3 separate regions of the Homo sapiens genome follow, and regions 2 and 3 are each linked to region 1. The links are chromatin loops, found by intact Hi-C in ENCODE. Cell type or tissue: endothelial cell of umbilical vein. All regions are shown on one strand.

Region 1 (8,000 bases):
AGAGAATTAGGCACTGTGATTTGACACGCTATAAAGAAAGTAGAGATTTCTGACATTTGGGGTCTCCTAGTTCAGTTTCTTCTTTCACAAAAGTCTTCTTTGGAACTCAGGAAAAGGTGTAAGATAAAATTATTAAAATGCATTATTAATCCAGTGCGTATGTGTTGAGTACCTCCATCATAGCAAATATTATGCCAGATCCCTGTGTTACAGTGGTGCACAATGTTCAATCATTGCTTAAATTTCTCATAGATGAGTTGAAGAGAAAGACAGGAAAATGGGAAATACAATATAGAATGAGCAATGCAGTGGTTCAGTAAGCACAGGAAACTACAGAACACAGGTGAGGGCCACTCACAGAGGGAAGGCTCCTCTGAGGAGGTGATGCCTGAGCAGAGTCCTAGGACATATGAAAGAGCTAGCCACATAAAGAGAAGAAAAGTATCCAACTGAGCAAAATGTGTGCAAAGGCACAGCAACAAAAGAGAGTGCTGTGTTCGAGGAACAGCAAGTGGCATATAGAACCAAGACTGTATGTGAAAAGGAAACCAGATAAAATATTCATATAGAGTATTTGGTTCTCAAATCACTTTCACATCAGTGGGTTATTCAATCTACATTCTATTAACATTTTGGAGTTCCTACTATTTGCCAGGCAATATGGCGGGACCTGAAGAGTATGTAAGCAAAGAGATCAGAACTGGATCCTGCCATCAACAGGTCACAGATTACCAGTGGAGATAATATGTGCCAATATGGACTGTAACATGAAGAAATGACCCTAAAGGTACAAATAAAGCACCATGAGAGATTAAAGAGACCATTCTTGGCTAAGAGGATGGCATCCTTTGGAGAAGGTTTGATGGGTAACTTAACCTTAAGTTAACCTTAACTTAACCTTTGATGGGTAGATTGTTTGGTGTGGAGACAGCTTCCTTGACAGGGGAATGAATGGCCTGAATAATGGCAGGAAAGGGGCAGCACATATTCAAGGAAAAAGAAGTGTTCAAGTTTGGCCTTGGCAAGTGTGAGTCAGCTCTGTCCCTCATTCATTCACTCTTCTATTCAATAAGTATTTACTGAATGCTTGTCATATGAAGGACCATCCTGGGTGCCAGGGATCAAGCGGTAAACAAGTTGTTCCCTGCTCACATAATGTTTACATTTAATCAAAGGAACTATGTATTGAACACTAACTAGACAGAGCCTATTTAAGCTATAATTTTAAAGTGCTACAAAAGAGAAGTACAGGATGCATGAGAGCACAGAGCCAGTCAGTGGTCTGAGATGAAATGTCAGGCAATGAGGAATTATGAGAGATAAGCTGGGAAAAGGATGTTGGGGCTAGAGAGCAAAGACTTTGAATGCCAGGCTAAGGATTTTGGAATTTAATCTCTTAATTTTCCTGAAAAACAGCCCTCAGTATTAGTGCAGGTGTTATCAGCATATAGTATAGTGGAAAGAGCATGCACTTTGGGTTCAGAAAGACTTAGCTTTGAATTCTGGCTGTGCCAATTATAAATCATGTGTCAGTATGTTTCTTAAACTCTCTGAGCTTCAGTTTTCTTATCCTTAAAATGGGGTGATAATACTCCCAGTGGAAGCTAAGAAATACCTAGCACAGCCTAGCAGAGAAAAGCAATCACTATATGATAATTTCCCTTCTCTTGTCACATGTGAAAATTTCATACCACTGAGAGTTTAAAAGTACCCTGCCTAAGATCACCCAGCTAGTAAATTAATGGTAGATGTGGACCCTGTCTATAGACTACGGCTACTAGGTATGGGTACCTACAAGCTAGATTGTCCCTAAAGGACCAGAGATTAATTCAGAGCAGTAGAAAAACCTAGGGAATTAATTCTGTGGCCACACCAGTAGGAAGACTCTTCTTTAGCAACAACGATGCAGGCTGTTCTTTGTCATTTAGAATTTGGCTTCGTTCTCACGCTTGCCTGTGCAAGAGAATGCAAAAAGAAGTGAAAACTACAGATTCCCAGGCCTCATCTCGGATATACTGAAATAGACTCTTCAGGGTTGGAAAAAGAAATTTAATAGCTCCCCAGATGAGTCGGCTGCGTATCCATGTTTGAGAACCACTGGACTAGAGTCTCACTCTCTTGCTCATTGCAAATGTCCTGTTACTCCTTAGTGGAGCAGAGAATCCTTAATGCCAGTGTTTCTGAAAATGTGGTCCTCAGACCAGCAGCATCAGCACCACTTGGGAACTTTTTATAAGGGCAAACTTTTAAGCCCATCCCAGGCCTACTGAATCAGCAACTCTGGGGGTAGGGCCCAGCAGTGTGTCTGAATAAGACTTCCAGGTGATTCTGATGCACCCTAAAATTTGAGAGCCCCGCTCAATAGTATTCCTGAGAAGTTTTCCAGCAGTGCATCAGGAAACAGGAGAGTCTGGTAGAAGTTCTGCAAAACATGAGAAGAAGGGTAAGAGCAGTGAAATTGAAAGGTTAGGGGCAGAGAAAGGAAAAGAAACAAGAAAAAAGGAGGAGCCCCAGTACTATGGGAACATGGGTTTGCTTGTTTCATTTAACCCCTGACATCAGCAGGCTTGTTATGATGTAGAATGACGTCCCAGTTCCTCCATGAAAATTCTGTTCCCTAAGTAAAGCAAGCTGGATGACTGTTCCCAGTGGTTGTGTGACCTTGGCAAGTGACTTCACCTCTCTAGGTCTCTGTCTCCTGAGGTACAAAAATTAGGGGCCTGAAGTGATTGATCGCCAAGGGTTCCTCTGGCTATAACTTTTTACAGCACTGCCCAAAGGAATTGAGATTCACTCTGGCATTTCGAGTGATGCCTGAGCAAGTGACTCTTTTTCTCAGGGCTTCTTGGAACAGCAAAACTTAAAACAGGGGGCTGGTTTGGGACCTGGAGTAAACAACTTCCTTCCTGGAGAGTCTGAGCATCCTGAGGACTTGCAGAGGGAAATTCCAGGCCATCTGGATGTGAGAGAATTGCAGTCATCTACCCGGGTTACAGGAGCTTGCCTTCCGGAGATGGCATTATGTCACTACATAGTTCATTATGACCTGGAAAAGTCCTCAGTAACCATGAGGGTGGGGTGTCGGGGGTGGAATGGGCAGTTTTGATACACAGACTCAGTCCTTCTTTTCTCTGTCTCCACAGGAGGTCCCCAGCTGCTAGTCAGCCTCCTGTCTCCAGAGTCAACCCACAAGGTAGGCCATGTCATAAGGTCTATCTAGATGTTTCAAGATAGAATAATAAACATGCCTCTTATTCAGAACTGTTTTTTAGAACAATAGTGTTGTTTGCATATTGTGGCTCTCAAAAGTATGTCTCTTGGTGACTTTTTTCTAAGGTACACTGGAGCATTACTTCACTCTATTAAAACCACATTAAAAGCAGTACTAAATAATTTGCCCATTGTATGTGCAGGCTTTCAGAATATGATAAACATGGGGTAATGCTGCCTCTTCCCCAAAGAGGAGCAGGAGACAGAGTTGTATTGACAGTGCAGCTTGACCTCAGCTTGCTGGCCCCAATAAACTCCAGGAGAGCTAACATCGAAGACCTAAGGTGCTCCACGTTCGCCTGAGGGCCCCTGCGGATATGTTAGTGGTTTCCCTCTTAATGTCAACTATAGATTCCACTTGAATCTACATCCTTTCCAGGTGTGAAACCAAAGGCTCTTTCCAGGTCACGAATCATTTCTTTTGGAGGGCATCCAACTTTGTTCCTCAACGGTGTTTTGTTTTGTTTTGTTTTTTGTTTTTTAAGAACCTAACCTCTCATCTTTCAGGACAGTGCATCCACTTTTCTTGGTGTGTTGAGAGCTGCAGAGAGGAAGGGCCACCTTGAAGGAACACCATGGAGTTCTGTTGGAACTGAAATTCTTCTTCACACAAAATGCAACCAGTTCTATGATATTTGTTAAAGTCCAAATAATGTTTTCTCCTAAATCTGTTCCCTACTAATGTAGCAGTAGATTTGAGAAAAACCACAGGAGAAACAATTAAGATGAACTCACACTGAGATCACCTAATGCCTGACACCTAACGATGCCTCACATGCTTTTCTATTTCCAGCAGCGCTTCATACTTAAAATCTTTCTCTCTTGGTTGTTGTGTTTTCTTTCTGGTATCCTGATCATAAGTATAACGGAAGTATTACAAAAGCTTAGCTTCTAAAAGAAGGGAACAAAAGCAGCAGATTCTATTGGCTCATTGGCTTCTGAAGTATTTGTGGTGCATGCTTTTTAAAATATTTTTATAAAAGAAAGATTGAGAACGAGAAAAAAAAGTGAAAGAAAGATACTAAGTAAAGGTGAGTTTACTCTAGAGCCTCGTAATATGAAATATAAAGAAGTAAACAGTACTCTATGGACTTCAAAAACCTGGTGTGCTGCATGTACTATTTCTTTTAGAACTTTTATAAAAAGAAACAAAATAGGATGTTTTAACATATAACTCGTGTTACATACTTGGAGATCGAAGGAGGTAGTTTTGAAACTCCAATCATTTCATCATATTGGCCTACCAGTGAGGCAATGTTGCTCACATTTCTGTTAGCCAAATTTACATCAATTTGATTATTTAGACTATGTTTTCTTTTTCTTGTAATAAATACTGACAAACATTAGGAGAATATGTACAATTTATGGTTCTATAAATTAGCTCATTAACCAAAGATGTGGTTGGAAAGATCCTTTTGTGATTATTGGCACAGCAACTACAGCTTGACAACTAGGGATTCTTTTGATAAAGTCTTCTCAAACAATGGAGCAAAGAAATGACAGTACCACTCAGGCAATTTGTTTCCTTCTGTCTCTGTGGCAAACTACAAAAATCTTGGCTTTTCACTGGGAAGAGAATGTAGTGATACCAATTACTACGTAATTACGGGTTTCAAAATCTCCTTAACGTTTAGCCACGGTTAGAAAAGGAAGGAGGAGACACACATCCCTTGTTTTGTTCTTATTATCAGCTTAAATAAGTCAGGCAGATTTTTCCTGTTATTTTAATATTTATCAGCATATGACAAAGAGGTGTGTTTAAATAGAAACTTTAAAGGGGAATGAAAAATAACTGGCTCAGAGCAAACAGAATTGAGAACTGGAGTGCTGCTTCAAAATATGATTTTTCATGATAGTAAGATCAGGTTTTTATTTCTCAGTACTGAAGTTGAATTCATGTATTTCAATTGAAATCTAAGATAAAAGGTACAAGAAATCTACATCAATTTAAACAGATTTAGCAACAACCTAGTTTGCTCAGAAAGCCTGACTTAGATAACTGTATTCTTGTATTGGAGCAATTCAGAGAGAGAGAGAGAAATACCAAATCTTAAAATGCTTTATTATTTTGAACATATAAATGAGAAAAAATGCAATTTATTTTAAAAGCTAATTGTCAGAAACCATGGTAAATTGGTACATTTACTTTTACAAATTGATTATTAACTGAAATATTAAATGGATACATCAAAGGAAAGCTCTCCATTTGAAATACCCCTCTTCGGCCAGGCATGGTGGCTCATGCCTGTAATCCCAACACTTTGGGAGGCCAAAGCGGACGGATCACGAGGTCAGGAGTTCAAGACCAGCCTGACCAATATGGTGAAACCCCATCTCTACTAAAACTACAAAAATTAGCTGGGTGTGGTGGCACGTGCCTGTTGTCCCAGCTACTCGGGAGGCTGAGGCAGGAGAATCTCTTGAACCTGGGAGGCGGAGGTTGCAGTGAGCCGAGATCGCACCACTGAACTCAAGCCCAGGTGACAGAGCAAGACTCCATCTCAAAAAAAAAAAAAAAAAAAAAAAAGAAAGAAAAAGAAAATAAAGAAAGAAATACCAGAAATACCCTTCTTCTCACTATCCAGCCAAGGTTCTTATCAGCTCTCATGGCTCAATGCAAATGTCCTTACTTTGCAAAGACATCTTATTTTTTTTTAAGTTGGCATAATTGCTCCTTTTTTGTGCTATGGCAACAATTTAATTCTCTGATATACTTTAATTCAAGGCTTCTTGTGTGTCTCTCCCATTGGAGATAAAGCTCTTGAAGACAGGGACTGTGCCTTATCTATCTTTTTATTACTCATGGTGCTTTCGCATAGTTATTTTCACATAGTAAGAACACAGTAAGTGTTGAATTGACCGGGAAAACTACATAAAATTTGGGGACTTTATGTGAAGTAAAATACATATAAAATAAACTTTTAATAATGAGCCAATATTTTTATCTCTATTGCTATGAAAATTATTCAAATTGTGTTTTTTCACTGTTAACAATTAGTTATTGCACTGAAGTTAATAGAGGTTTGAAGCACACTCTATAACTGCTTATATATGTTAGTGTGTTCGTATAGGTTTTGAACAAAAAGAGTGAAATCTAAGAAGTTGGCATTTAGCACTTTGAATAAGAAAGCCAGAGTAGAGCAATGGAGAATTTCAAGCCCAGAAAGAACAACGAGGAAGCCATATGCTCCCAGGTTGAGGAGAAAGACGCAGTAAATCCTCCTAGGGGTGTCGAAAATGCCAATGTTGTAGTTTAATGAGCATCTGAATTTGTTTCACATTTTGCCTTTCACAAGCATAAATTCCAGGCTCTCCCTACATGGTGCTCAAGGATTGAAACAGAAAGGAAAAAATAGAAAAAGAAAGAAAACTCCAAAATAAGGCAGGAACTCGAATTCTGTCACCTGTACATATTCACAACAGAAAATTGAAGTAATTCTCAGGATTTCAGGTCCCAAAACTATTTGCAACAGGAAAATGGGGTGCATGCATACACATGTGTGTGTGATAATTGTCGCCTTTTTTCCATTCCATCCTATCCTTTGCTCTTCAATAGTAATCACACATATGTCATGACAGTAAGAATTTACTGAAAAGATAAATTATCAAGTGTTCGCTGTCTTTACAAAATGATTTTTTTGCTTTATAGAAGGATTGGAGAAGCATCCTTTTAATGGCTAGCACATCCGAGTCATGTAAATGTGACTTGATGTAAAATAATATGTATCATGTATACAATATTTTAGCAGCCAATTTGATACATAAGGTGGGGTGCTCTCTACTAAATTTCTTTTTCTAAAATTTATCAGTAAATTTACTGAGCAGGAACATTACCACTGGTAACAGATCAGATGTTATGAAAAACACCACAGAAGTCTATGGGTCACTGGAAATGACAGCAAACCATAGCACCAAGATGACTAGGGAATCACTTTGAGGACTTCAAGCCAGATTGCTGCAGATACTAATGATATCAAAGCCTGGATATCCATAGCCTTGATTTATGGTGATTTTCAACACCAGTCAATTAGAATGCATTTCAAGAAAAGACTGTGTTCAGAGAAATCGTATGAGACATTTCTTTTAATATGTGTCTAGGCCATTCTGGGGAGGAATTGGCTTTTTACCAACTGATAAAACAGAAGAAGAGGCTTTCTCCTTGGAAACCTATTTCTCCATACAGGTTCTGCCCATAGCTTTACTTGATTATGACTATCCCTCCGGAGGTTCATGTGGGTGTACCAGATGCAGGGTCTCTTCAAGTAGTGGACAAGAGGGTCAGTGAGTTATCTTCGATTTTAAGGAATTCAGAAAGTCATGACATTGATTCCGTTCTCATTCTTTGCCAGAACTTTCAGGACCTGTGATGAGACAGGGTCTATATGTGCATGGGTAAAGGGCTCTCTGAGAACCACAGCAATAGCCTGAGAGCAGTGCTGCATCAGATGACTGGAAATGAGGCCCAGCACAAGCAGAACCTTTGCTTGGTTTCTACATTAAGCAAGAACTGTCAGGCAGGATTACAACACTTACGGACAAATAGGAATAAAATCAATCTTGTGACCAAAGGCTCTGACCAGTCATGATAAAGGAAAGATTAGAGGGAATTATAAGAAAAAAGAAAAAGGAAAGAAAAGAGATAAAAAAGAATGGAAAAAGAAAAAGTCAGAAATATCAAACTATGTTTTCTTCCTTATTCTGAATTCTGTGTGCTGAATTAATGGAATAAT
Region 2 (8,000 bases), 83 kb after region 1:
TTTGATCATGGAACTTGGTTTTTACTGATATCTTTCATTAGACTGTAAAGTTACTGAAGACATGAATTGTGTCTACCATGTTCACTAGTGAAGCCCCAGCAGTTACACTAGCTGTAGACACATGGTAGGCATTAGAATAAATATTTTTTGATCAATTGCATGAGGTTCAGAAACTTAATCTAATTTGTCCAAGACCAAGTATTTGTTAGTGATAAATCCATTAGAACCCTGGAATCCTGTTTCCTGTTGTGCGGCAATGGCTACATGTAGGGGCCTGCCATGCCTAATTCCAGCTTTCTAATTGTTAGGTTGCATGAGAAACCCTCATCTGGTTCCCAATGACCCCCAAAGTACCCTGAAAAAAGGGAAAGCTTATTCCTACCCTTCTCTTTCATCCAGAGTCAGATAACAAAGAACAAAGTTGTCAGGGACCAGTGCTTTCTTCCTGTGAGCAGAAATGTGAAGCATGGTTTTGGTTGGGGTTTTTGTTTGTTCGGTTGGCTTTTGGTTCAGTTTTGCAATATTTGGCTTACTATTCTCTCAAAAAGTCTGCATCCTGTGGACAAGAATCTAAGCCCTTTGGAGACTAGCAATGGCTATTCCACACTCTCTGGGGAGCCTATTTATGAGCACATGTGTTTGTAATTCAGCCACTCTCCATATCTGTTGGAGAATAGCAGCCTAATTATCTGCCATCATTTGGTTATGTTTTTCATTCCTGGCATATTGGTGACACTCCTCTCACCTGAGCCACATATTCAATTAATTCATATGTGTTACCACATTGATCTTAACTGTGAAAATCTGAGCAAAATGCATACTTGGTGCAGTTATCCTCATGTCAGGTAGTCTGTGGTCAGTCACAGCTTTTAGTCAATAGATAAAAAGTTGTAAAGTGTCTTAATTTGAGAAAATTGGCTAAACCAAAGAAGCATGAATGGATAGTTACCAACAGCTGGATTTCTCCAAATAGACTCTTTTTTTACGGTTTAACTTAAGCATAAGACCATTTTGAGTTATGGTGCTTTTCATTTGACTTGCTTCATCTATCTTTCTGGCAATTCTTGTTTACGCTCCTTAGACTGGTGAATAATCTAAATGTCAACCAGAGAGTCTGAACTTCTATGAGTAACTCATGTGTCACATAATCTATGTGACATAGTAGTGCATCACACCTGCAGCAGCATGCTATGGGAATTCTGTAATTAATTATATATGCTGCTGTCAACAATGAAAAGAAGGTGTTCAAGTATCAAAGAACCAACTGAAACTTCCACCCAAAAGCAAAGCCAAAGTGAGAAAGGTACCATGAGCTCAGATTATTTTGAAATTTACAGATAAAACCTAGCTTCAAGTACAAATCCTGTGGAAGAAAGAGCACACACTTGGTCTCAGACACCTTGGCAGCCACTTCACATATGTTATTCCTAATCTTCCCATTTCAAAGATAGAAAATTCTAGTCTCTAAGAGACTCAATGACTTGCTAAGTTTCTCAGACTAAGTTACAGTACATATTTTATTTCCAGACTCAGTTGAATTCTCAGATGCTCCTATGTCATATTTTATTTCCGGACTCAGTTGAATCCTCAGATGCTCCTATATCATGCTGTTATGACGTTGGGTTAGCTGAGGTCACTGGTAAGGCAAACCTGCAACCAGCACTCCCTCTACTTCATGTTTGCAGTAGAAGCTGCCTCTATAAACCTTCCGTGAACCTAACAAACCTATGCATCTTGAGGTGCATTGTTGTTCAAAGCATCTCTCCATCTCTTCTAAATTATGATAGCTAATAATGGAAAACACAAAATACATAACAAGCCCAACTACCTTTTTTAATAGGATAAAATTGCATAAGAAATAGCTGTCTATGAAATTTATGTCTATTTTATGTTATGAAACTATTTTCATCTTTTATAGTTTTAGTTAATAGTTTATGTGTGCAAACCTCCAACCTGTTACAAATTTTCCTCAATTTGCCGGTGCATACTCTAGCTTAGGGATTACTGAAATATCAAAACAGATAATAATATATATGCTTTCAGGGAAGGAAAGGATAGATCTATGTAGTCCAAAGCTTTCTTTTATTTTTTTGATAGGCCCTAGAGTTGATCTTGAAAATTGCCAGATTAATAGGCTGTCCCAGCCCTGAGAAATCGCTAATCTAGAAGTGGCAATTCCCAAGGCAGGTTTTGAAGCATTCCATTGTCTTTTACCTCAAGGGATGTATGAAAGTCACTAGCTGAAATCAATACAATTAATAATAAATACAATGTATTCTACATGGTATTTTTAAGGGGTAGAGTAATAATCTCAAAAACAAGCTATGATAGATTTTTGTAGCTGCAAAAAATATTAGAAACTTCAATAAGGCAGGATTTAAAACAACCTAAGAGGTACTATAGACTGAAAATGGAATTAACTTCTTAAAGAGAATCATGACCAATACGTAAGGGTTATGAAAAGAAAGTATAATATTTGAGTGGTAGTTTCCCTGTTCTGTGTAACTACTTTCATGTCAGATATGAAGGTCCTAAAACATAGGTGTTATTTTTCACTAGTCAGGAAAGGACACTAGACTGGATGGTCTGTGGGTCTGATCCACAGTAAGTGTTCTGATTGCTGAAAAATACTATAAGTTGTAGAGCTTCTAGCTGCGAAATGTTTCAAAATAAACCTTTGTCATCTACTTTGGAATCATATTAATGCCCTGTGGCCTTAGAATTGACTCTAGAAGCTTTCAGTTAAATATTAGCCGTTATACCTGTACAGAAAAAGTTGTAGAAAGGCTTAAAAGGAAAAACAAAAGAGTGACTGAATAATGTACCTTGATTCCTTGATTTTTCTCAGTTACTATGATGATTTTTGTCATCTGTTGAAAAAGGTTTCTGCTAAATTTAATTATCAGATCATCATCTCAAATCTTCAAAGTTCCTTTTTTTGTCTTTCTCTATTAACAGACAAATTAAAAGGGAAGGATCAAGTATATGAAATGAAATTGTGATGCTCCAGGAACAGTTTTAGGTCTTACGTTTCTCATTGGAAGAAAAGTCCTCTGTCAAAAAGAAAATTTTGAAAAGTTTAAATTATCTAAAAATATACAGTGCCCCTAAACTTAACATATATAATGAGTGTATGGCCTGGAAATCCAATCTCTTCATAGGCTATTTGCACATGCAATATCAGGACCATACTTACAGTTAAAAAAAAAAAAAGATAAAGAAAATTCTTCTTTATCTGAAATTCAAATTTAACTAGGTGCCCCGAATTTTTATTTGCTAAATCTGGCAACCTTATATATGTGGAAACATAATATAGTTTATAAATATTATATATATAGTTTAAAATGCATAGTGAATGTATCAGTCTTTAGGTATAAATAGTTACAGTATCTTTTGTCCATTTGATTACATCACTGCAGCAACTTTCAGAGTTGAGAGAATGTTGGATCATGAGAAATTGCTATAAACATTCTTATGGGAATCACTTTGGGTCTAGGAAACGTCAATTTTTTAGTGTTCCAATAATGTGTGTTATATCATCTCTTGAGAAGTTTTCAGAAATTCTGAGAAAAATGGACAGCAGAAAAGGGTTAGATAGATAGGAAGAAATATGTAATAATTTGGGGAGCTGTTCAAGCCCTAATCTCATTTAGGAGATTAGTTATAGAGCAGCTATATTCAAATTTGTTTGATCTTTTGATATTTTTCAATTCTGTATGAAGGCATTAATGGTTTTTCCCTGCTTTGCCTTTTAATATGTCACTTGAGCAGAGACTTGTCCTCTAACTAGCAAGTAGAATTGATTCTATTGTTGCTTCATCATAATTTTTGATGCAGAATAATGGTAGATATATTCATGCTTGTTTTTCGTTGTATACTTACCTATTGATTACTACGTTGCTGAGCAGTTAAGACAAGAAGCACTCAATTCTAACATGTTTAGAAGAGTTTCTTTCTGATTTGGCACATGGACAGTGAGAATGATCTCACTGTGTTTGTTCCCTGGCACACCAAAGGTTTGCTGCAGATGTTAGTACAGCAGAACTTGTTTGCTAAGATGACCCATTATGGAACACTAGCTGATTAAGCAGACGTTAATGGACAATTGCATGTCCATTATTACTTCTTTGACCATGTTACCAACTCAATTCAATTGCACTTGCTTTTCAAATAAGACAAACCTGTCAATAAAGAAACTGGACATCAAGTTTCAAATGATTGGTAGAGTTTATAGGGAAACACAAAAAGGAGGGAAGAGATGAGATGCACATTGTCAAATAATCTGAAATGTTAAGAATTGTGGAAATTGTTAGTTTCATAAGGAGTTTTAGACAAGCACACTATATCCCTCATTCTGTTTATTTCTTTTTCATTTAAAACTTAGATTTGCTTTACTTCTTTGGGTCTTCATTTCTTCCCATGCAAAATTCCTGAAAGTCAAAAGGAAGATTAGAAGCTAGCCATTTTACCACTAAAGAAACTGAGCCCCAAGAAGTTAATTCAGCTTACCCAAGATTACATATTTGCTTAGGGCCAGAGCTAAGACAGGGACAGACTCTGTTTACTTCATTTCTCACTAAACTGTACCACTGCAGTTTCGACTTCTTTCTACCACTGAAGGCACAGAATGCACTGAAGGCATTCTGTGCCTTCAGGAGGAATTTTCAGCCCCTTCACTTTCCTGATGCCCGGGAATTCTTTTTAAGTTATGACTAACAAAGTATAAAACATGAGTCAAAAGTTAGTCCCTAATAAAGTCATTGTGACTTTAATGACTTCGGCAGTTGTTTCATTCTGCAAAAACAGGAAGATCCCACACAATAAGGCGCCTGTCTCACAGCTGGGCTCCTGCGTAGACGGCCACCCACAAGAGTAACTAACTGCTGGGGCTGCCTTCCTCTCTTTGACACCTTTTTATTCTCTGTTCTTACAGTTTTCTCCTACTGACCTCATCCTGAGGTTATCCATGAGAGGAAGGTACCTGCTTTAGCTAGTCTTTGATAGGGTGAAGAATAGTTTTAATCACTTAGGAGTCACTCCTAAGTGATTTTCAGGTCACCCTCAACAGGCCTAAATTAGTCTTAGAAGAAGCTCTTTCATGGGCTTTATACTAGCTTCCTGTGTTATCACTATTCTGGACTGTTTTATTCTCAAAAACATAAAATCCCCAAATTTTAGATTTGAGAAGAGCCTGCGATCATTCCAGTTCACTCCTCCTATGTGATTAGTTTAACTAAGAACTCATTACCAAGATAGTGCCTATCTTGCCTGCGGATCTTTGCATAAAGCTCAAACTAATTCTCCCATGAGAAATATAGAAAAGTGAAGAAGTGTCCTATCACTTCAGAAGAAACTGGCTCAGAAGAAATAATCTCTGTATGCAGTGTTAAAACTAAAGAAAAATTGAAGCCATCAAACAAAATGTTCCTATCAAGTGTAATTGAATTTTAGCTTTTATTACCTATTCTCTACTTTTAAAATAACTTTTCACTATTAAAGGAACTTATTCCAAAAATCAGACAATTTTATAGAAAAGGTATATTCTAGGCCAATAATATTAAATCACATATCTAGAAAATATACCTTCTTCCCTTTTCAAAAAATAGAAGCAATTTCTAGCAGTGTATGTGAATCTAATGTTGGGCATAAGCTTAAGAAGGCATCGGAGGAATTTTTTATTAGAGTTTATTCACAAATTTTGCTTGTCTGTGTTGAAAAGGGGCATTGGCCATTTCCTCTGGGGACATTATTTCTAGGTAGGCTGTAACAGGGTTTTCCTGTGAAGGCAGATTCTTAGGGAAAATAGTATCTGTGTACATGAGATGGTAGAGACACATTTATCTTTAAAATAATGTGTTCCTGTTTGTGGATTTCTCTACTGAATTTAATAAAGTAAATAATGCCCATTTCCTTCCAATCCAGTAACTCCTTGGGACACAGTTTTACCCAGGAGCTATTTTACCTTCGAGTCTGGATGAAACGTGTAACTTAATAAATAGATTCCAAAAGTCTTACACTATGAAACTCTGAGGGATGATAAATGCTTCCCTTCCTTTGTTATGGTCTGAAGCATTTTCAATTTGAGTTGTTTTCCTCAGTCATGTAGAGGGAGTTTTGTTTTCTGGGAAGTCTTGGTTGCTGGTAAATAATGTGTCCAAACTGTAGGAGGCAGCCACAGAATTTATCATACAAGTATGAAATGTTAGGGTTGATCATTCTCATTTTACACATGAGAGGTGATGTAACTACACAGGAGAGTGAGAGCTGAGAATGAAAAGTCAAGATTTGTCTACTACATTGTGGCTGCCTCTGGCTCAACAGAAACACTCCCATGTGGGAGTCAGATGCTGAAAGCCCAACTAAGCCTAGCTCCTCAACTGTCTCCTCAGGCTTAACTTCAAACATAATTCATATCTATTCTATTTCTTAATGTGTCTCATCACACAGTTAAACACTAGTCATACTAACTGGACTCTACATATACTAGAATGTAAAAGATACCCTTCCACCCCCCGCCGTCTGCTCCTTGAAGGCCATGTCTGCCTTTCTTAGTTTGTACAGAGCCCAACATAAATGGGCCCTTCATAAGTGCTTTTTGATGAGAGCAATGATTGCTTTCACATCAGTGTGGTTGGGCCCTCCCTTATGGAGGAGGAAAACCAACAGTTGTTGCTAAGCAACATTTAAAGGACTAGGTTAGTTTCTGACACTAAGTGACCTCCATTTGCATACTTCGCCATGTTGTGTGTTTTATGGTTGCCTTAAGATGACTATGTTTTTTGGTAGCATTGCTGTGCCCTTAGCAAAAGGCTCATAGGAGAATTAGTTTAAGCCTGGGAAGGAGGAAGGTGATATTCATCTGTTAATGACTTGCATGAGTACACTGATCCCTTCAGTAAACTATGCGGGAAAGGTGAGGAGTTTGGTTTATTTTCAGCCCTGCAGCTGAGAGCCACCTCCCTGATTCCATATTGAAAGTGATTGACAATGTATCCCAACAGGGTCCTGTGGCAATGGAAGACTATAGAAAGAAAATAAACAGAGAAATCTTTCCTCTTATAGCCTTTTATGATTCAGTTTCTACCTGCTCCTATCTTCTGAGCAGAGTTGCCGATATAGCTAGTAAAGAACTGGTCCTACCCTCTCTAGACTGTTTGCTGTTGTGGTTAAACAACATGCCCTAATATATCTATTCCTACTAGAATGAAAGCTGATTAAAAGCATGAAAAGAGTTTTTGTTTGTTCCTTTGTTTTTTTTTCACTGCTATATCATCACTCTTTTCCCTGGTCATTTTAGGTATTCAATAAATGGTTGGCAAATACGTGAAAAAAGGGCATTATTGAACTACTACAAACCTGATTGACTCTAAAACATTCCTAAGTATTTCAGAGAGACTAAAGGAGCCAAAATGAGACAATTGTTTGAATGTTATATTTGCCTAAGTCTAGTGCAGAGAAAATTATGGAAGAAATCATCTGTCTCTAAGCTTTTTACAACATATTTTTACAATGATCCAATTAAAGTTCACTTCTTTGCCAAAATTCAGCTTATCGGTCAGAGCATATAAACTTGTTTTCTTCAGCTTCTGAGTCTTCAGCCTAGGTGCCTGTCTTTTGAGGATTTAAAATGAGAGGCCATTGTGACTGAGCAGTTGTGTCTTTAAAACGAAATAATTTGGAATTCATGTGATTCACCTGGGATTCAAAATTGCACAGAGGTTCAATAAGTAAAATATGCTAGCTGAGATGATTGATTCAGAGATGCCTGGTTACAAACATATTGTATCATGGGAAACACACACACATACGCAAGCAGGGTTACCCAGAAGGAGGATGATTGGACATCTTTGAGAACAATGCCTGGTGCAGTGAGCCAGCAGGCAGAAATACTGGCTTGCATTGGCTTCACCTCCAAAAGCCAGGTCTCCTAGGCACAGGCGATGGCATGACTCCGGGCTTGGATGCTTGAAATAAAGCTATTGTTGGATGCGGATGCTCAT
Region 3 (8,000 bases), 300 kb after region 1:
ACCTCTCTTGGCCTTTGTGAATGTTAAGCGTGCATATAAAGAAAAGTGCACTTAGCATAGAGTAAGCCCGTTGTAAGTGTTAACACATTTATATTTTTATATGCCTTCTTCCATGAAGTAGCACCTGTATTTACACATATTTTCTCTAGTCCCCCAAACAACCCTGAAAGATTAGATAATATTGCAGCTATTATTAACTCATAATAACTAACATTAATTGAGCACCTACTATGTGCCAGACACTGTTCTGGCTACCCAACAGGCATTGTCTCATTGAAGCCTCAAAACAAGTCACAGAAATATAATTTTTCTCCTTTTACAGATGACAAAACTGAAGGACAGAAAGATCAATTAAATTGCTCAGTGACATTCACTTTGTTTGGTAGTGGCATTATTGAGACTGGAACTCAGTCAAGTAGACTCTCACATGCTTAACTTTATGCTACTTTTGATATGGGCATACATAGACTAAGGTGTTAAATGACTTGTTCACAATCTTTCCACTACCCCTTGTTCCCTTCCCTCAGTTTGGTCAATAAGCATGGTAAAAAATCTACTCTATATCAGAAAATGTGTGGGAAGTCAGAGATTGTGATCCATAGAACATAGCAGAACTTGAGAAAATGAAGAGATATGTTTAAAAGGGTACTAATAAGTATTCAATCGAAATTAGAGTCTACAGAGCACTCTCATATTGAACTGAACAGAATTAAGGCATTAATTGTCTCACGAGAAGTACCTGCTTTATAGAAGCTTGCTAAAACATGGTGCTTCTGGTAGGGTGCAAAGTAAAATACTACATTCATGGCACAAATGAGGAAGACACTCGGTCCCACCTGTCGGACTCTCTTGCCCCTCAAGTACTACGATGTCATAGTCTTCAACTGACATTGTTACTGCTTTAGATAGCAGAGGCCTTTTATTCAAATGGAATATTAAAAGGGGAGGCCAATGTCTGAAACAGATATATGTTTTATTAGTACTCATTTCTACATTCAGCGTTATAGAAAAGTTACAATAAAGTCCACAAACAAGACCAGTTAAAATACACCAGGATTAAATTTTGCTTCCCGTTTTCATCATTTTGCTTTTGGTTGCCCATTCCTGATAAAATCTTGAGTCACAGATAGCAGTAGTCATACATCTAACAGCTCCTGACTTCCCAAATCGAAGATTTCTTCTGTATCAGTTTAAATAGGTGTGGGAGTTTCTTTTAGCCAAAAAAAAAAAATCTGGCTTTCATTCACTGACATATATTAGTGAGCACCTCCTATGTGCTAAGTACCCAGCAGAGTGCCAGAGTATATGACAGACAGGGTAGACATGGTCCCTTCCTTTGCAATTTTGGAGAGCGGCAACTTCTAATCTAGACTCTGCACAACAGCTAGTTTTAATTTTTCATTTCATTTTTCCAAATGCAATAGATATTAGAGGAAATTTTAAAAGAAGAATATTTGCTAGATGAGGGTTTCAGGGAGATAAAATTCTTCTCTGCAAAGGGGGGAAATTCTCTATCTGATAGAATTTTAGAAGGGATTGAAACAATAGCAGGGAAGAATTCTGGGGAATGCAAAAGAGGGAGTATATGAACAATAAAGACTGGGATAGAGACTGCAGTGGAAGCACGAAGCTGAGAAAAGACAAAGAGGACTAGTGGGTAGGTTCCCTCCATTCACCAAGGAGGGGTGGCAAAGTATTTTACCACCAGCGGCAGAATATGCTTAGGACCGAAACTTCTTGCTCAATTTGTTTATTTGTTTTGGTTTTTTTCTTTAGCAAAAATACTTTGGGCCTTCTTAGATGTGGAAAACTTGCCCCTGGGCAGAGCCAAGGAAAATCAAGGGGAAAGAAAAAATTGAATTGCTCTACAAAAGGAAGTTGGAAAATTTTAAGTATTTAGGAATTGCCCAGGAGGGGACACGGGAAGGAGGAGCATGAGCAAGGTTCTGGAACAAGGTGATGCACAGAGGGGCCAGGCAATTTGGCAGGTGAAAGGTTCTCTGTGATAATAATGGCCTGTGATTTTTAAGAATAGAAATGTTTAAAATGTTATCTGCCTTGCTGTAATGTAATCCTTTGTTATTCCATATTTATTGTTGCTGTTGTTAAAATCTATTACTCACACTCTCTTGCATGTGGTATTTATAAGAAATTGAAGAAAAAAACAGGGAGGCAAGAGCATTGCCCTGAATTATTGGAAACATTAGTATGAAGTAGAAAGAGAAAAAAAAATCAGCTACAAGAGGAAAACCACAACATCAAGAATTTGGTATAAATACACAATCTGAACAAGAGATGCCTAAGAGGGATACAACCCACCCAGTAAACCTTGGGATAATAGGGGAGGGTCAGTGTGTCTCAGGGCCGGCACGGGAGGTACTTCTACTTTAATACTGCAAAGTGTTACATAAGGCCAGAGGATTTGGAGCTGTCCCTCTGTCTGACTCCCGGGTTATTTGGAGGAACATGCCATGTTGCAGCAAGAAGAAACTTTCAAGACACAAATCTAGTCCAGAGCCTTCCTTTAACAGATTTGGTCACCAAGACAAGAGAAGAGAGTGACTTGCCCGATTCCACCAAGGTGAAGGGGAAGAAAGACAACTACCAGATCTCCTGACTGTGACCCTGGCTCTCCATCCACTCGGCTCCTATCTCTTCACAAGGGAAGACTGTGCTTTGATGATGTTTTGGGAAAGTGCTAGTGATTTAGAGTTCTCCAGCAGGCTGATTGGCTTAGCAGCTGGGAAATTCTGAATCACATCGGATGGAATGTTTTGTTTACTTCCTCCCAGCAGTGCTAAAGGGGAGAAAGAGTTTGTTCCCCCACCCCCCTCCACCCAAGTAATTTGCTGGAAGCAGTAAATAATTTCCCAGTTCATCTGATCTCCCTTCTAACCAATGTCTTCCTGTGGTAGTTGAAGAGAAAGAATATCATTTGAAATACTTGACTTATTTTCAGAAGCTAGCAAAGAGAAAGATGAATGTCTCTTCCTTAACTCTTAGAAAGCTACTATCCCTTACTGTTAGGGGCAAATTGTAACGCAGAGGTCCTATCTAGGGCAGCCAGTCCTGCCATGAATAGATGTGTGTCCAGAGATTGTTAAACCCAGACTGTAAGCAATCATATAGTTCAACAGGTCAGAAGCCCTTTCTTAAACCAAATTAAAGTCAACATTCAATAAACAAAAACTGATAAAATTGGAGCGGCTTAGATTGAAGTTAGGAGTTGAAAACATCTTAATCTTCCCCTTACCCTGCTGTAATAGTCTCTGAGACAGATCTCTAAAGAAGCAATTTGGAAACGACTAAACTAGTTCAGCTGACTCACTCTATCAATGGTGATTTCAGAATGACCTTCCCTATGTCCCATGGCTAAGGAGTGGCATACCTGGACTTGAACTCAGGTCTCCTCAGGCTCAGTCCATTGACTCTTCTATAATTCACTAACATGGTAAAATGCTGTCATGACTTATGCCTCATCTGGAACTAAGATCTCCTTGGAAGCAGAGAGTGACCGGATGAAGTTAGGCAATATGTTACTGTATCCAGTAACCAGGGAAAATTCAGTGACATTGAGTCAGAGGAAGCTGTGGTTTGACCTGACCAATATAAACAAATGTACACAAGCAAAGCAGGCGTGGAAATACATATATTTCATGTGATTCTTGAGATAGTTAGGATGTCTGTGTCATCTGCCATTTCCTCTTTACACTGGTCCACATACAGCCCAAAGATGCCCTGCAGTCGTGAGCAGACAATACAAGCAGGAAATCATGCTGCATCAGTTATTCTTTTTGTAAAAATGTAATGGTAGGAGGTGTTCACCAGTCCACACAAAGGTAAAGAAACTAACTTTGATCTAGTGGTCACCAAGAATCACACAATCTACTATCTGTGGGCTTTTAGGGTAGTTACTTCAGTCCCCTCCTTCCCAAGGAGGAATTTACAGGGAAATGAGATTTTACACCTAGAGTCCTCAACTTCATGTCTGGGGTACAGTAAGCTTGCAATAGTACTAGTGAGTATTTTTGTTATGTAACTAGCGTAATAGTAACACTTCTTACAATAACCCTGTGGGGCTTATAATGATCAGTCCTCATTTTCCAAATGAAGAAAAACTGAGGTCTGGAGAGCTTAAGTGCCTGGCCCGAAGTCATACAATCTGGAAGGGGGCAGACAGTAGATGTAAAACCAGGACCCCCTGACTCCACTGCCAGTTTGCTTTGTGCTACAGTGATTCCCCCAGTAAATTTCTACTTGAGTTCCATGTCTGGGGAAAAACGTTTCTGCTAATGCATTGTCATCTGACATGTAATTTGGGTGTCTCCCTTTTCAGTTTAGTGCTAGAAAACTTGTAACCAAATTTATTGCCCAGGTATAATACTCTAACTAATTCTGAAATAATTTATCCCTTTTCTTTCATTTATATGGGCTCTTATTTTTGATGGCCTGATTTTCATTTATTTTATGTTTGAAACATCTTACCATGTTACTCTTGGGATGTCTTTACAAAAACTGTCATCATTATCAGAAATGAGTAGAAATTCAAACTTAATTATGTTAGAGTTGTATTAAGGGGTAAGGGGCATAAAAAGGATAAACCAAGGTTTCTGGCATCAAGAAACTTACAGATTAATTGGGGACAATAGAGCTATACATGAAAACGATGAGGCAGTAAAAAAATTCCAAGTGAGAGAGGTATGAGCAGAAAGTACCTCTGAAGAGAGAGAGATTTCTAAAATTGGAGGTTGTATTGGAAAAGACTTTCTGAAATTTGGGCTTAGATTTCCAGAAAAAGCTGGTCACGGTGGAATCCAAAAGCTAGAAGACTCTCGCTCCTCTAAGTTAAATAAATCATTTGCTTACACATTTATTCAACACACTTTTGTTCACCTCCCTGTGCTAGACTCTGTGTTGGCACTGGGTGGTGAGTACACTAAGAATTGCCTTCGCTCTTGTAGAATATAAAGTGTAGGTTTTCAAGAAAAACATTATTAATGCTACTATGTTATATTTCTAGAAGAAAGTAGAAAGCAGGAAATACTGAAATCAAGTGTAGTGTAAATTGTAAGCAGTCATCTCATTCTCATTTGCCAGCCCATGTAATAGTAAATTTTATTTCAAGTAAAATATTTTAGGTCCTTACGGCTTCAGTTAGATTCAACCCAAACTAGCCATTACACTGAATGAAAGATATATTCACTTAATGTCTTACTTTTATTGGGAGAAATTAACCATTCCGCTAGAATATGTTGGAACAACCAGAAACTGTAAATCCTGTTTTTAGAGGAACACCAGGGTGGTTTCCCTAGCGGTAAACAACCCACCTCAACACAGTCTGTCAGTTTATTTGCTATTTGCATTATAAGATCTTTTAAAGATCGATGTGAATAATGAGCAAGAGTGATCCCTAGGGGCCATCAACTTTCTTAGGCACTGATTCTTATTCCATCCATCATTTTTGTTTCAGAGACTAATAACAACTAATAATTTGGAAAAGGTAACTTTTATATATTTGCCTCCAAAACCTTTTATTTTTTCCATCAAGAAAAGAATGCACTTTTTCTGTGGGATGAGTTCTTTCTATCACTTTTTGAGTAATGAATATTAATCCTCGTATGCAGCAGAATCTAGTCCAGTGGAATAGCACCATTTAAGAGTGTGTTGACCTGAATTGCAGTCCTAACCATACCACTCGATGGGTCTAGTTTTTCATCTGTCATGTGGGGATAATAATGAAAACATGATAGCTATGAAAATATAGTATAAAACATAGAATGTTTTATTGTTTTTGCCTTCCTCAGATGCATTTACTCTTTTTTATTTATTTATTCTACCTTAAGTTCTGGCATACACGTGCAGAAAGTGCAGTTTTGTTACATAGGTATACATGTGCCATGGTGATTTGCTGCACCCATCAACCCGTCATCTAGGTTTTAAGCCCCACATGCATTAGGTATTTGTACTAATGCTCTCCCTCCCCTTGCCCCCCACCCCCTAACAGGGTCCGGTGTGTGATGTTCCCCTCCCTGTGTCCATGTGTTCTCATCATTCAACTTTCACTTATGAGTGTGAACATGCAGTGTTTTGTTTTCTGTTCCTGTGTTAGTTTGCTGAGGATGATGGCTCCCAGCTTCATCCATGTCCCTGCAAAGGACATGAGCTCATTCTTTTTCATGGTTGCATAGTATAACATGGTGTATACATACCACATTTTCTTTATCCAGTCTATCATTGATGAGCATTTCAGTTGGTTCCATGTTCCTATTTCTCCACAGCCTCTCCAGCATCTATTGTTTCTTGACATTTTAATAATCACCATTCTGACTGGTGTGAGATGGTATCTCATTGTGGTTTTGATTTCATTTCTCTAATGACCAGTGATGATGAGCTCTTTTTCATATGTTTGTTGGCTGCATAAATGTCTTCTTTTGAAAAGTGTCTGTTCATATCCTTTGCCCACTTTTTGATGGGGTTGTTTTTTTCTTGTAAATTTGTTTAAGTTCCTTATAGATTCTGAATATTAGACCTTTGTCAGATGGGTAGATTGCAAAAATGCTCTCCCATTCTGTATGTTGCCTGATCACTCTGATGATAGTTTCTTTTGCTGTGCAGAAGATCTTTAGTTTAATTAGATCCTATTTGTCAATTTTCATTTTTGTTGCAATGGCTTTTGGCATTTTCATCATGAAATCTTTGCCTATGCCTATGTTCTGAATAGTATTGCCTAGGTTTTCTTCTAGGGTTTTTATGGTTTTAGGTTTTACATTTAAGTTTTTAATCCATCTTGAGTTAATTTTTGTATAAGGTGTAAGGAAGGGGTCTGGTTTCAGTTTTCTGCATATGGCTAGCCAGTTTTCCCAACACCATTTATTAAATAGGGAATCCTTTCCCCATTGCTTGTTTTTGTCACATTTGTCGAAGATCAGATGGCTTTAGATGTGTGGTGTTATTTCTGCGGTCTCTGTTCTGTTCACTTGGTCTACATGTCTGCTTTGGTACCAGTACCATGCTGTTTTGGTTACTGTAGCCTTGTAGTATAGTTTGAAGTCAGGTAGCATGATGCCTCCAGCTTTGTTCTTTTTGCTTAGGATTGTCTTGGCTATATGAGCTCTTTTTTGGTTCCATATGGAATTTAAAGTAGTTTTTTCTGATTCTGTGAAGAATGTCAATGGTAGTTTGGTGGGAATTGCATTGAATGTATTAATTACTTTGGGTAGTATGGCCATTTTCACAATATTGATTCTTCCTATCCATGAGCATGGAATGTTTTTCCATTTGTTTGTGTCCTCTCTTATTTCCTTGAGCAGTGGTTTGTAGTTCTCCCTGAAGAGGTCCTTCATGTCCCTTGTTACCTGTATTCCTAGGTTTTTATTCTCTTTTTGCCCATTGTGAATGGGAGTTCATTTATGATTTGGCTCTCAGCTTTTCTATTGTTGGTGTATAGTAATGCTTGTGATTTTTGCACATTGATTTTTTGTCCTGAGAAGTTGCTTACCAGCTTAAGGAGTTTTTGGGCTGAGATGATGGGGTGTTCTAAACATAGAATCATGTCATCTGCAAACAGAGACAATTTGACTTATTTTCTTCCTATGTGAATACCCTTTATTTCTTTCTCTTGCCTGATTGCCCTGGCTTGAACTTCCAATACTATGTTGAATAGGAGTGGTGAGAGAGGACGTCCTTGTCCTGTGCTAGTTTTCAAAGGGAATGCTTCCAGCTTTTGCCTACTTAGTATGATATCAGCTATTGGTTTGTCATAAATAGCTCTTATTATTTTGAGATATCCACCATGATCAAGCAGGCTTCATCCCTGGGATGCAAGGCTGGTTCAACATACGCAAATCAATAAATGTAATCCATCACATAAATAGAACCAATGACAAAAACCACATGATTATCTCAATAGATGCAGAAAAGGCCTTTGATAAAATTCAACATCCCTTCATGTTAATAACTCTCAATAAACTAGGTATTGAGGGAGCTTTTACTATTTTTTA

The links. A loop is a pair of places that touch in the nucleus more often than their neighbours do. Peaks named below come from ENCODE experiments on the same cell type or tissue, not always from the same donor. Only the 100,000 strongest peaks of a DNase experiment are listed, where the experiment ranks them.
Region 2: a loop joins it to region 1, with 5 times the contacts of the local background. A loop is called at or near these places in 13 of 110 quality-filtered maps.
Region 3: it touches region 1 in a loop (12-fold over the local background); 3 of 110 quality-filtered maps call a loop at or near these places.

Annotation. Positions count from the first base shown.
Region 1 is chr1:66,262,895-66,270,894 of GRCh38, forward strand. PDE4B (phosphodiesterase 4B) reads left to right here. Exons shown (of 17, transcript NM_002600.4): 7 at 3,144-3,193. Among named protein-coding and RNA genes, the nearest start is that of PDE4B-AS1, 220 kb to the left of the region's middle. In endothelial cell of umbilical vein, no CTCF peak of the experiment used is centred here; DNase peaks (open chromatin) are centred at 1,147, 3,027, 4,057 and 4,897; H3K27ac peaks cover 4,556 bases.
Region 2 is chr1:66,345,468-66,353,467 of GRCh38, forward strand. All of the region lies in intron 8 of PDE4B (phosphodiesterase 4B), which reads left to right. Among named protein-coding and RNA genes, the nearest start is that of SGIP1, 180 kb to the right of the region's middle. RefSeq lists enhancers at 4,762-4,811, 6,404-6,493, 6,504-6,553. In endothelial cell of umbilical vein, no CTCF peak of the experiment used is centred here; DNase peaks (open chromatin) are centred at 4,024, 4,794, 6,134 and 7,904; H3K27ac peaks cover 6,428 bases.
Region 3 is chr1:66,560,877-66,568,876 of GRCh38, forward strand. The region is part of intron 1 of SGIP1 (SH3GL interacting endocytic adaptor 1); the gene reads left to right. Among named protein-coding and RNA genes, the nearest start is that of SGIP1, 31 kb to the left of the region's middle. In endothelial cell of umbilical vein, no CTCF peak of the experiment used is centred here; DNase peaks (open chromatin) are centred at 2,755 and 3,565; H3K27ac peaks cover 2,996 bases.